Regions from separate parts of the Homo sapiens genome. Here region 1 is linked to region 2. Evidence: chromatin contacts called from ENCODE Hi-C or POLR2A ChIA-PET data. All regions are on one chromosome and are shown on one strand. The core of a region is the stretch at or near the end of the contact, and the rest is flanking DNA. Distances in the headings are between cores, read along the strand shown.

Region 1 (6,792 bases), core at 4,199-6,698, 55 kb after region 2:
CAGCCCTGTGTGTGGGTGGCATGTCTAAAGAGTGCCAGTGAACAGCTGGTGCGCACCAGTACACCTACCTCCATGGGGTAAGGAGCACTGAACTCGACCTCCGCAAGGTTCCAGGCAGCATTCCCTGGCCTGTCTGCTTTCCAGATTTCCTCGTAAAGGCCAGCCACATCCCGAGTGTAAAGGGAAAAGACATTGTCATTCCCCTGCTGGATCTGGTAATAAAATGACAGGCAGCCAGCCATGGGGGCCGTGGTCAACGGGGAGATGAGCTGTGCCACCTCCTGGAAGTGCTTCACATAAACTGAGTCCACGTACATGTAGTGGCCTGAAAATCACACAGACAGAGCACAGTGTTAAGAGTTGGGGGTGGGGGAGGGGAAGAGGTTCAGGCGAAATGGTGTGATTCTGCATTCTAAATAATCCAGTGGGAATGGTGAGGAGGAAGTGGATGAGTTACAGCTGACAGAGGTTTGGCCATGAGTGGATGGAGAAATGTTGCAGCTGAGAGATGGGTCCATGGGGTTCATTGCACTCTGCTAAATACAGGATGAGACCATTCCTTTTACTTTCCTTACTTTTGATTCAAGTAAAATATACACAGAGAAAGGTAGATGTGTCATCTGTCAAGTGCTTAAGTTTTCACAAGCTGAACACACCCATGGAGAGAAATAGAACATTACCTGAGAAGCCACTCCCTCCCAATCCTTATTTGAGTCATAAGACTCTGAAGAGCACACAAAGACAAAGCTTACCATCTATTCTTAAAAGGGCATGGAGAGACCCTCCTGCACATGTTTACAATTAATGCAAGATGTCACCATGTGTTTTTTGAGTGAAACTAAGATTTTGAATTCCAACTATATGGCAATTTGTGTGTTGTTAATAGCATGCAAGTCAATCGACACTGAAATTTGGAGGAGTGAATGTGTGGTACCACTCTTGGCAGGTCTTTGTGGGCTCTGGACCCAGAGGCTGGCCTCCATTAGGGGCATCTTGGTGAAACACAGAAACCATGTGGCAGAATGGAGACAGCCTTGACTTAGCATTGAAGAGAAATGAGGTTGAATCCTGCTCCACTTCTTACTAGCCCTGTGACCTTGAACAAGTTTCTGAGTATGTCTGGGTCTCAATTTCCTGATCTCTAGAATGACAATCAAATACTTTCCTCATAGAGGCAATGAATATTACATGGAGTCATGTATGTAAAGTGCTTAGCGTGTGCCTGGTACATTGTAGCTGTCTAACAATTACAACGCCATTCACAATTCTAGAACCATGCTTGCCCTATAGCCTGTTTTGTATAAAGGGTAAGCTATCATTGTTAGCAATTTTTTCTGAATTCATTTGAGTGATGACAAAGAAGTGCTATTCAATGCAGCTTCAACAGAATGCCCTTTCTGTTTACAAGCTCAGAATAATTACAGCTTAATATCTTCATTTCCATGACATAATTTCTGGTTAATAAGAATTCCTGGCCAGGTGCAGTGACTCATGCCTGTAATCCCAACACTTTGGGAGGCTGAGGCGGGAGCATTGCTTGAGGCCAGGAACTTGAGACCAGCCTGGGCAACATAGTGAGACCCCTGTCTCTACAGAAAAGCTTTCTTAAAATTAGCTGGGCATGGTAGCATGCACCTCTGGTCTTAGCTATTAGGGAGGCTGAGGCAGGAGAATCACTTGAGCCTATGAGTTCAAGGTTGCAGTAAGCTATGATCACACCACTGTACTCCAGCCTGGGTGATAAGCAAGACCCTGTCTCCAAAAAATAAAATAAGGAAATAAAGAATACCTTTTCTCCATTATGAAGAGCAGAGCAGAAACAAATATTAGGAGGAGCATATGCATTTATACACTGGACATTTACTGTGTATCTAGTACATAGCCCGGTATGTGGTGGGCTCTCAACACATGGTTATTTAATGTACAGACATGGTCTCAGAAAGGTCCTCATCTCAACATGGCAGAAGGGAAAAATGGACAGGTCAAAGCTCACTTTCTCCTGGTGGCAAGTTGTTCAACATCCTGAATCCCCTGAATAATCTTCTTTGAATATAGTTTACCTTATCGTTTTGCCAAACCACACAACAGTGAATAAACAGAGATTACAAACTCAAATTCTCAGAGGAGGCAGCCAGATTAAGTGTATGAGTGAAGTTGATTGAGTCAGGGAGAAAATAGAGAGTGGTAAATTAGTAGCCAGTATTTGAAATCATATTTCCCCCACATCGAGAAACAGAAATCAAGCTTATCTGGAAAAATAAAAACATCTGATAGTCCTAGGCCCATATTCTTATGCGGCAATAACCGGCTTGGGGTGAGAAGCCTGGCCCCTCACCCCCATGTTCTCCAGCCTCCCTGAGAGAGCAGGGTCTACTGCAGCGGATGCCCGGCACCCAGCCCCATGCTGCAGGCTTTCCCCATCCTAGCCTGGAATTCAGGTTTTCACGGCAAATCTATCCATTTTTAAGGGATGCTTCCTGTGTGGTTTGCTAGGGCTGCTGTCACAAAATACTGCAAAGTGGGAGGCTTCAGCAACACACATGTATTGCCTCACAGTTCTGGAGTCCAGAAGTCAAGGATCAAGGTGTCAGCAGGGATTGTTCCTTCTCAGGGCCGTGAGGGAAGGATTTGTTCTGGGCCTCTCTCCCGGCTTCTGGTGGTGTGCTGGCAATCTTTGGCATTCCTTGGCTTGAAGGCCTCTGCCTTTATCTTTACATGGCATTCTCCCTGTGTACATTTCTCTCTGTGCCCAAAGTTCCCCTTTTAATAAGGACTGCGGTCATATTGGATTGGAGGCCCACCCTACTCCAGCATGACCTCATCTTAGCTAATGACCTCTGCACCCATCTATGTCCAAGCAAGGTCACATTCTAAGTCCTGGGGGTTAGGACTTCAACATTTGAATTTTGACTGTGCACAATTCAACGCCTAACACTCCCCACCATATTTTTTTAAACTTTGTATGCGCCAAATAAACATATCTGCAGGCTGGAAACCACTGTTGGCTCCACTTTGCCACCTCTGGGCAGGAATTTTAAAGGAAGAATCGGAATGACAGACTGGATAGAATCAAAGAACCTCTGATATGGAGGGAAGGTCACTCCTCCATATCCCAAGCTTGGAAACCCTCTAAAGCACTCCTGGTGGCCAGCAAGCCTTGACGAGAACATTCTAGTAGTGGAGAATGCCTATGACCAGTTAGCTTCTGTAATCTGCTTCTGTTCTCTAAGAACTCATGTGAATATCAAAGACAGAGATGAAGTCTTCATTGCTCTTTGTAACATGACTTACCAATGAAACAGAATCTTTTTGTGAGATATGAGCAGGGAGAACTGAGTGGAGGAGAGCTACAATTCTTTGTATTATAATGTATGTGTAATACTTTGTTTCCTGGATACCTAATTGCAGGGGCCACAGAGATCCCCTTTAAGAGAACTTGCTGAAGGAACCATCATTGACTGGGTCTCCAGCCACCTCACCTTTGGACCTGCAGGAGAGTTTGTACCAAGACCACACCACTCTGGGCTGCTCCCAGGCAGTGACCAAGCATAGCAGAGGGGCAGGCCATTCTGTCTGCCATGGGGCCCTTCAGCAGCTCCCATCGGCCCAGGTTCTCCTCTTCCTCAGGGGTCAGGTTTGCGTCCTGAGCTGAAAGTTTTCCCTACCCAGGGCATCTTTATGACTTTTGTGGGCTCATTCCTCCATAAAAAAAATAAAAATAAATAAAATAATCTTAACATTTTAGTTTATTACTACATTGGCATAAAGAGGTATATGATGTAGGCTAGAAATTATTATATTCATTTTACCCTTCCAATTTTCAAATAAATAAAATTAAAATATTGTCATGGACCCCTAAAAATGCCATGGCTCCTAGGCACTATGGCTGCTGTGCCCCATAAGGACACTGGGCCTGTCCCCAGCTACTCTGGCTCCTTTCTCCTCAGAGCCTTCATAGCCATCTCTCCCAGGAAATCTCTTTCCCACCTAGTCCCAGCTTAGTGTCAGCTTCCACAGCCAGCCTTGTTGTAAATTCATCTTCCTTGCAGATGACGGACATCTGAGAGTTGTCTTTAAAGGGTAGTAACTCACCTGCTGTGTGGACAATATTTTGTGCATTTGCAGCCAAAGTGCCTCACTAGCAACTTGTGCTCAGGATGCTAGGCCAAGTGAACCACAGTCACATTTCTGATCCAAAAAGCATCCAGAAAACACAACATGATCTGCCCAAAGTGAGTCAGAGAGGCTGCTGGGAATAAGACCAAGACTGCTGACACTAAGTCTCATACAGAACCACCAGACTAGACCGCATGCTCTTGTACCCTTTTTCTTTCCATCATTCATTTGTTGCCAAAGCTGGGTTCTATTTACTGACAATTTGAGCAACATTAAGCTTCTCATTGGGGAACAAAAGGTAGCTCATCATGAGTTTACTATCTCAGTTGAACTGTTAGGGGTGATTCAGAAATTGTCATTCAGGTGTCTGCCCCAGGAGAAGAGGCTGGAGGAATGACAGCCAAACCAGGCTGAGTGTGTCATCAGATACAATCTGTTCTGAGGAAGAGGAGTCAATGGGTAGGTGGCTGCAGGTGCCATTGTATTCTCCTTTCTAAAAACAATGATGGTAGCCTGGAGTTCTTGGAAAATTTTGTCCAGTGTCTGATATTAGGAGAATCTTCCTGCCTAGTTCAATGAACCCAACACTCCTATCTGGCATAGGGCTCTAGAGCTTCCAGAACCTCTGGAAAAGGCTTTTTTTTTTTTTTCCTTTGTCAGATCGTTAAGATTCAAGTAGGATGAAACTAGGTATAGATGGACTTTAAGTAGACAGAATCCTTTAATCTGCCAAATCACTGGATACCCTGCAGGCCACAGAGATTCTAAAGTATTACAACTTGAACTGAAAACGAAAGAGGTTATATGGGGGAAATGGGTTCCCCCATAAGATTAAGAATTGAGAAGCTTATTGCCATTCCTCTACAATCTGTTCTGCTTTGCCATACACAGAGTGAAAATCAATCTATTATTACCTAATTCTGGATTATACACAAAGAGCCTGAGGTTTCTAGGCAAAAAAAAAATTCAAATTCAGTTGAAAGAAAGATCACAGTTCTCAGTCATGCTGCCAGTGCTCAGGCCCCTTCTGGGATGGAGCCTGCAGTGCTGGTGTATGCACACTTGCTCCTGAAGAGGCTGTCTGTTCCTTTCTTGCAGCAGCCCTCTGTATTAGCTGAACTTTTCATGTGGAACCAGTGGCCCCTGGTAGTCAGCCATTTCCCCTTGCATTAGGGAAAGAACTTTAAAGGCGGTTCCTGAATGTTTATTTTCAAGCAGTCTGGCTCACCAGCATTCCCCTAAGACTGCCCTTGGCTTGGCCGCGGTGCCAGAGGCATCCTCTGACTCAGCTGTGATGCGCCCTGCTGGCCACATTTGCACTCCAGTTGTGTTGTCTGCTCCAGTGTTGCTGGTTGTCTGGACAAGCTGTCTCCCCAGTAGGGCAGACAACCTGGTCTGAAGAGATGTATGCCAGAGGGAAATACCCACTGGTCTGCTGCCATGGTGAGCAGACGGCACCCAAAGATAATGAGTTATGATGCATGTTTTTCCACCCTATGAGTCTGACAGTTATCTTCACAAGCCTTTAGTTGTAAGGGTTTTGGTGGCCCTTACTATGATAAAGTCAGACTCTAGTCTTTTTATACAGCTTTCAAGGATGACGTAAGCATGAATGAATATTACGTGAGACTTCTCCTATCTGTGCTAAGACCTCAAAGCCCCAAACAATAAGTGACAACAACCTCTATTTTCTAAAGAGTGGTGCTAGACTGTCAATATGTTAAGTGGCAGCCCCTGGCACCTACCCCAGCTCTACAAGTGTTAGCCCATCTCTCCCTTGTAGCCTGTGCATATGAGAAGGCTCGAGATGAATCAGAGAGATTGGAGATGGGGTTTCTATAAAGAGTTGGGTTAGAGCTGCCCTGCTATGTGTTTCCTTTTGACCTCTCCAGGGAAGGCAAGGGGATTGCTTCCCTTTTCTTACCTTGATCTAAAGGAGGGGGCTTAAGCGAACCACTCATGGAAGAGGTAGAGGAAGGAAACTGCCATGTAACCTCATCCCCTCCCTTTTGAGCAGAAATTTCTGAGCTCTGCAGTTGCTCTGGACCTTGAGATGAAAGTAATCAGAGTTCTTGAAAAAGGTTGATCAGTGATACTGGAGTGTGTGTGTGTGATGCAGAGATGGAGCCTGGCACTGGTGCATACATCTAAAGGCAAAAAACTGACTATAGGGACCCGTAGGGGAAGAGTAGAGAAAAAGGAGTTTGTTGCCAGTGAAATGCACTTCCAGAGTTTGAGGGGGCAATTTAGAAGGCAGCTGGGCTACAGTACCTTAAAAGGACTCTTCTCAAGAGAACTGCCTACCAGTGCGGTAATTCCATTAGAAGGGAGCTGGTAGGGCATACCGTGACTTATATGAGCTAAGCAGGATTCACAGATGGTCAGCCAGAGAGTTGCTCATCCCTGTCTGTCAACACTAAAGTGGGATCCCCCATTGGCCATGACAGGAATGCCAGAATTTGGCCATGTGCTGTATGAAGGTCATCAACTCTAGATTAAATAGCAAGAGGCAAGTGAAACCTTTTGTCCCTAGCCTTTGCCTTTCTGTTCCATCCCCACCCTGCCCATTGCCTCCCAACTCTGAAGCAGCCAGAAGCAGTACAGTAAGAGGGAGAAGTAGGGAAGAAAAAGGTGAAGTATGAAGAGACAAAGCACAAACCTTTCTCTCTACTGCTG
Region 2 (6,994 bases), core at 1,403-3,902:
TTTGAATGGGTAACTGCCATGGTTTGGATGTATCCCCCAAAACTCATGAGTTGGAAACTTGATTCCCCAATGCAGTGGTGTCGAAAGGTAGGGCTTAATGGGAGATGTTTGGGTCATGGGGGCACTGCCCTTGTTAATGGATTAATGCCATTATCATGGGAGTAGGTTCCTTGTTAAAGGATGAGTTTGGTTCCCTCTTGCTCTTTCCCTTACCCTCTCTCTGCCCCTTCCACCATGGGATGATGTAGCAAGATGGCTCTCACTAGATATCAGAACCTTGATCTTAGACTTTGCAGCCCCTAGAACTGTAAGGATATAAGTTTCCATTCTATATAAATTGCTCAGTTCAGCCATTCTGTTATAGCAGCACAAAATGGATTGAGACAGTAACCCTTGTCACATTGCAATCTGAGTGCCAATACATCAGCCACATTGAGCTCACACCATTAGAGGCTAGGACAAAGGAAAACCACTCTTTTGTGGGGTGTAGGATACATAATAAGTGTGTGGCCTACAGCCCTGGGGTTACACTGACAACATTGTTATACAGACACTAGAAATAGATCAGAAAAAGTTTAGATGTTTTCTGCTGGATCAATTTCTAGGAATGTTCCAAAATACCAATCATTGTATTTTCTAGGAGAAGACACTCTGCTTTGGTGTGAAGGGTCTTTGGTTTATGAAAAACTGTGCTTTTCACATATAAGTTGTCACAGCTGTTCCAGGCCATGTGTGGTCTCTTAGTAGCATGTAGGTTTGGAAACCCTAGTGAGGCAGTGTAGGCAGAATATATAGCCATTAGAACCAGACAAATGTGAGATTAAGTCTTTGCTCCACCAGTTACTGCTCCACCAGTAAGTGCTGGCCCTGGAAAGGCACTTAACTTCCCTAAACTTCAGCTTCCTCCTGCAAAACGTGGGAACTTTCACTTACCTTACAGGTTGTGGAAAGGATGTTGAGGTTCCTAGCGCAGTGCCTACACGTGGTAAATGTCCAATATAGTAGTGCCCCCTTTATCTGTTTTTGCCTTCCATGGTTTCGGTTACCCACAGTCAGCTGTGGCCCAAAAATATTACATGGAAAGTTCCAGAAATAAACAATTCATAAGTTTTAAACTATGTTCTGTTGTGAGTAGCATGATGAAATCTTCCACTGTTCCACTCTGTCCCAAGCAGAACACAAATCATCTCTTTGTCCAATGTCTCCATGCTGTCTACACTCTCTGCCTGTGAGTCACTTAGCCATCTTTGTTATCAGACTGACTGTCACAGTATCACAGATCTTGTGTCCAAGTAACCTTTATTTTATTTAATTATGGCCCCAAAGTGCAAGAGTAGTGATGCTGACAGTTTAGATATGGCAAAGAGAAGCCATAAAGTGCTTCAAGTGAAAAGGTGAAAGGTTGTGACTTAACAAGGAAAGGAAAAATCTGAGGTTGCTGAGATCTACAGTAGGAACAAATCTTCTGTCTGTGAAATTGAGAACAATATATTGTAATTATTCTATTATTGGTCATTGTTAGTGTCTTATTGTGCCTAATTTATAGATTAAGCTTTATTATAGGTATGTATGTATGAGAAAAATATATTGTATATAGGGTTTAATACTGCCTTTGGTTTCAGGCATCCACTAGGCATCGAGGAACATATGCCCTGCAGATAAGGGGGAACTACTGTAAATAATCACTGATATTATATTTCCCTAGAAAATTAGTTATTAAAGTAATTTCAAGAACAAGAACAAAACACCTTCAACCTAATGCTATATTTGTAGGTACCCTGGGCACAGTGTAGCAAAACTTGTTTTTCTTATTTACATTGTTGTACATGGGAATAAAAAGATATAAGTGGTAAAAGAGTTAGTTAGAAAAGTGGAAGGTGTCTTGAGAAATTTTTGAAAATCTATATTGAAGCAAATGAAACAGAGAATAAAGAAGGCAGGCCCTAGAAAAAATTTACTTTAAAAATCAGAATTTTCTGTGTTGTGCACCAGAGAGTTTTATTTAATATGTCAAATATTCACTCAAAATAAATGTTGAACACACTAAGTTTGTGCATTCAAAATTTTCCACAATATATTCATATAATAACATGCACTCTATTTTTGCTATGAAGTATAACCCGAGGCAGCTGAAGCATCTTTCAAAGTTTTTAAGAAGACAAAGCAAACACAACCAAATTATTTTCTTTAGACAAAGCAATACTATGTTAGCTAAAGTGTGTCCACATAACCCAGAAATAATGTAAATACAGGAGTAGAATTAGGAGCAATTTAATATCTACTATATGTGCTTTTGTTAGATTTTCATAGACTGTGTATTTATGAGGAGAAGGTAGGACATGGTCTACTAGTCAAGCAAGCTCAGACTATAACATTATTTTAGCATAATGACATGAGGAGCAGGACAGGGCTTGGTTGTCAGCCATTTAACTTAAGAGTTTACCCTGTTCCTTCAATGTTCAACCCATTGCCCTAAATCCTGGGAGTGGGTTCAATTGTGTCTTCTCCAAAGAGGTATGTTGAAGCCCTAACCCACGTACTAGAATGTGACTGTATTTGGAGATAGAACCTTTTAGGAGGTAATTAAGTCACAATGGGATTGTTAGGGTGGGCTGTAATTCATTATGACTGGTGAACTTACAAGAAGATACATATCGGGGGTGCACTGGCACAGAGGAAAGGCCATGTGAAGCAAGAAGGCAGCCATCTGCAAGCCAAGGAGAGAAATTTCAGAAGGAACCAACCCTACCGACATCTTGATCTTGGACTTTAAGCTGCCAGACCTGTGAGAAAACAAATTTCTAATGTTTAAGCCACCCAGTCTGGGATATTTTGTTATGGAAGCCCTGGCAAACTACAGTAGTTCCCCCTTATCCTTGAGGGATATGTTCTAAGATCCCTGGTGGATGCCTGAAACTGCTGATACTACTGAACCCTATGTATACTATATATTTTTTCCTATACATACATACTTATGATGAAGTTTAATTTATAAATTAGGCCAAGTAAGAGATTAACAAGGAATAATAAAATAAGACAATTATAACAATATGCTAGCATCACTACCCTTACACTTTGCCATTTTTCAGTAGAATAAGGGTTTCTTGAACACAAGCAAGGTTTTATCAGGCTACTCAGAACGTTGCTCTTTCTCTTATACTCATCTAATCCATCATGAAATTCTGTGGCTTGGCTTTCAAAATATATCCAGGATTTGACCACTTATCACCACCCTCATTGCTAATACACAGTTCAATCCATGGTTGCTGGTCAAATGTGCCATCATAGTCAAATCCACTATCATAGTCAAATTTACCATCATTGTTCACCTGGGTTATGTGCAGTAGCCTCTAACAGGGCTCTTTGATTTCACCCTTGCTTCATTTGCACGCCTAGTCTTTCCTCAACACAGTAGCCAGAGCAATCCTTATAAAATTAGATCAGATCGCTTCTCTCCTAAGTTCAACACTCTCTAGTGACTTTCCATTTGAAATAAAGTAAAATCCAAAGTCCTGGCTGGGCACAGTGGCTCATGCCTATAATCCCAGCACTTTGGGAGGCCAAGGTGGATGGATCACCTGAGGTCAGGAGTTCAAGACCAGTCTGACCAACACGGCAAAACCCTGTCTCTACTAAAAAATACAAAAATGAGTGAGCATGGTGGCGGGCACCTGTAATCCCAGCTAGTCGGGAGCCTGAGGCAGGGAGAATTGCTTGAACCCGGGAGGTGGAAGTTGCAGTGAGCTGAGATCACACCACAGCACTCCAGCCTGGGCGACACAGCAAGACTCTATCTCGGAAAAAAAAAAAAAAATCCAAAGCCCTTCTAATTAATTACAAGGTCCTCCATGAGCTGGCCTACCATTATTTCTCTGGGTCATTTCCTAGCACTGTCTCCCTAGCTCACTAGGCTATAGCTAAACCAGCCGCCTTGCTGTTCCTAGGACACACTGAGCATGCTTTCACTTATGGGGCTTTGCAATGGCTGTCCCCTCTACCTGGAACATTGCTTTCCAGATATGCTCTTGGTGAGCTACCTCAACTCTTTTCAAGGCTACCTTCCAATGGGCTTCGTTGTGACTCTTCTATTTACATTAGTTAACTCCACCCACATTCTCCTCTCGATTCCCTAACTCCCTCACCTGCTCCATTTTTATTTCTGTAGCAATTATCGCCTTTTAAAATACTGCATAATTATAATTAAGCTTAATATTTCTTGTCTGTCTCCTCTACTAGAAGTTCCGTGAGGGTAAATGCTTGTCTGTTTTGTTCATCTGTGTTTCATGAGTACCTAAAACAGTACCTGGCACATAGTAGACACTCAATAGCTATTTGCTGAATGAAGGAGTAAATGAATAATAGAGCAATAATTAATTGTCATATGCCAGGTCTTATTCTAAGTATGTTTTATATCTTGTTTCATTTAAACCTCACCACAGTCTGTGAGGTAGGTATTAATTATTCTTAATACAAAGATAAAGAAAATAGGCTTAGAGAGGTTAAAGGTAGAACTAAGATTTGAACCTAGGCAGTCTAATCCCAAAGCCTTTCAGTTTTTAAATTCAACCACCCTGTGAAGTTAGGAAAATAGGTAAGTGGTTATGATTATTCTCATTTTCTAGATGACAGAACTGAGACTTAGAGATTTTAAGTAACTTTCTCAAGGTGAATGGGAACCTTACTTAGTGAATGGGAAACCTTAGGTTGTCCTGATGCCCTAAGTTCCTGGGTTTGTTATAACCTGGCCTGGTGTCTCTCCTTGCCCTTTTCAGGGACTCCTTCCCTTCAGTGCTATTTTTCTATGTCTTCTCTTCCATGTCTAAGGCATTCCACAGTCTTCATTACCCACAGAATTCCCTGTAGTAGTCTACCATAACATAGTTCTCTTTGGTTGTACCTCTTATTAGATCTCTTACTGCTATACCTGACAAAAGGAAGAAAAACTATCAACCTTCTCAAGAAAAATACACATACACATAACATCTAGACTACAATAGACTCTAGCTAAAACTGATTCATTCTTGACTTCAATCCTCTTGCAATAAATAGATACCTTTCCACCATCCGATTTTCTAGGGTCTCAATAATTAATTGGTTAGTTATTATTAAATGTGTCAGTGAAGGTTTATAGATTCATTTATTCATTTGTGCATTCATTCATTCATTCATTCCATAGGCATTTTTGAGCAACTATTGTGTATAAGACAGAATACTAAATTCTGTGGGGAATCAAAAATGACCTTTATAGTACTATGCCCTCAAGACATTTCCAATCAGAGCCAATGAGATTCAGTTTGGGTATTTTTGTCTGAGTTTTCACTTTCCGCTAGATTCAATGTTGAAAGGCCCATGAGACTGCAGTTGCTACAGCCACTGTGTTGCCATGACAGGAGATCCTGTCTAGATTGGAGCCCACCCAGAAAAACCAGCTCAAAGAGGTAGAAAGAGAAAGAGAGAGAGAAACTGGCTCCTGAGGACACAGTTTTAATCCCTGCATCAAGCTGTGCCTGAAGCTAACCCCACAGTAGTCTCTTTCTGTAACAAAGTCCAAAAAAGGATTTTCTTTTCACTTAAGTCAGTTTGAGTTGTATTTTCTGTTATAAGCTTTTAGAATAGTCCTAATACATATAGGCCTTTCTAGTTATATTTTTAACATCCTGATATCTTTCCAGAGATAGCTTCACACATAAGGAACCACCTTAGCATCCTTCACTCAATGCTGAAAGTGAGCATCTGGTCTGCCTTTGGGCCAATGCTAAATCTCTTCAACAGCATCCTTTACCGAAGCAACATTGTCCCAGAATCTGCTGAAGCAGCAAGAAAAGAGGTCAGCAGTAGGACCAAGCTGCATATCTTCTTAGGCAGGAGTGCATCACTATTGAGGCCAAATGGACACTCACTAGCAAGGTGGCTGGAAACAACTGTTCCAGAAAGAACCCAAGGAAAAATTTCCAGGAGGAACCCAAACAGAAAAATCTATGTGGGTTGTATTCTGTAGTGCAAGTACTAAGGGAAGCGGGTGGTCTCAGAGGGTTAGCCAGTGAGAACATTGCCAGAAATGGTAAGATGCAGAGGCTCCTGAAAGAGCCAGCATTTAGACATCTGTCATAACAAAGGACATTCAATAGCTAAGAGATCACTTTAAATAGCACCAAATATTTTTAAAGTTCCTTTCTTTTAATCCATCTTCCACCTTCCCTGATTAAAAAGTCATGAAGATGAGGGGCAGGAGGGGAGGTAAAACAAAGAAAATGAAAAAATAGACTGTTTCTTCCTTTATCCTTCCAAACTATGAGTCAGGCCCAAGCTGAGGGAAAGAGAGAAGATTCAGTTGAATGAGAAATGGAAGTTTTGATTTGAACTGGACTTTTGACATACCTGAATATCTAATTGTTCTAATGTCTCAACAGGACTGGGAAGCTAAGGGATTTGCCAAGGCATGGGGAAAAGAGGATCTTTATGTTTGAAGAATGATAGAAAAAATAAAGCTGTTCATTATTACATTCTACCATGTTTAGCCAATTAAACAGGTTTTACTGGAGGTGGTTCTGTGGTAATTATTCCATAGGCTTATCTTGAGTTAGATCAAGCTTGTCCAAACTGCAGCCCACAGGTTGCATGTGGCCCAGAACAGCTTTGAATATGGCCTAACACAAATTTGTAAACTTTCTTAAAACATTATGAGAATTTTTTTTGCAATTTTTTTTAGCTCATCAGCTGTCATTAGCGTTAGTGTATTTTATGTGTGGCCCAAGACAATTCTTCTTCCAATGTGGCCCAGAGAAGCCAAAAGATTAAATATCCCAAGTTAGACCATAAGAAACAGCACAATGCAAATTACCCTCATATTTACTATCATAATGGTTTCTCTAGGAGAATTCATGAGGAAATATCTCTATGAGCTTAGTATCAGGGGTAGTTCTGCTTCTCTGGACCAAGTGTTGTGCTTTTATTCAGTTAGTATACCAAATGGAATGGGGGTGTGAGTGAGAAA

The links. A loop is a pair of places that touch in the nucleus more often than their neighbours do. ChIA-PET counts read pairs that join two places held with the same protein, here RNA polymerase II (POLR2A). Pooled maps may share reads with other maps.
Region 1: a loop to region 2 is called in a map of astrocyte of the cerebellum, with 5 times the contacts of the local background. The contact joins the enhancer-like site here to the promoter of MAMDC2-AS1 in region 2. A Hi-C loop is called at or near these places in 6 of 168 maps with a recorded cell type or tissue (PC-9, astrocyte of the cerebellum, chondrocyte and 3 more) and 1 of 50 pooled maps. POLR2A ChIA-PET finds 5 or more read pairs at or near these places in 2 of 52 experiments (AG04450 and PC-9).

What each region holds. Positions count from the first base shown.
Region 1 is chr9:70,119,692-70,126,483 of GRCh38, reverse strand. MAMDC2 (MAM domain containing 2) reads right to left here. Exons shown (of 14, transcript NM_153267.5): 6 at 69-325. Among named protein-coding and RNA genes, the nearest start is that of MAMDC2-AS1, 53 kb to the left of the region's middle. Within about 2 kb of position 5,448, at least 9 of the 41 ENCODE cell types and tissues checked have a DNase peak (open chromatin) inside an H3K27ac peak, as active enhancers do; they include gastrocnemius medialis and heart right ventricle, where a contact is called at or near this core.
Region 2 is chr9:70,171,546-70,178,539 of GRCh38, reverse strand. It overlaps MAMDC2-AS1 (MAMDC2 antisense RNA 1), which reads left to right and starts at 2,652. Exons shown (of 4, transcript NR_040076.1): 1 at 2,652-2,785. All of the region lies in intron 11 of MAMDC2 (MAM domain containing 2), which reads right to left.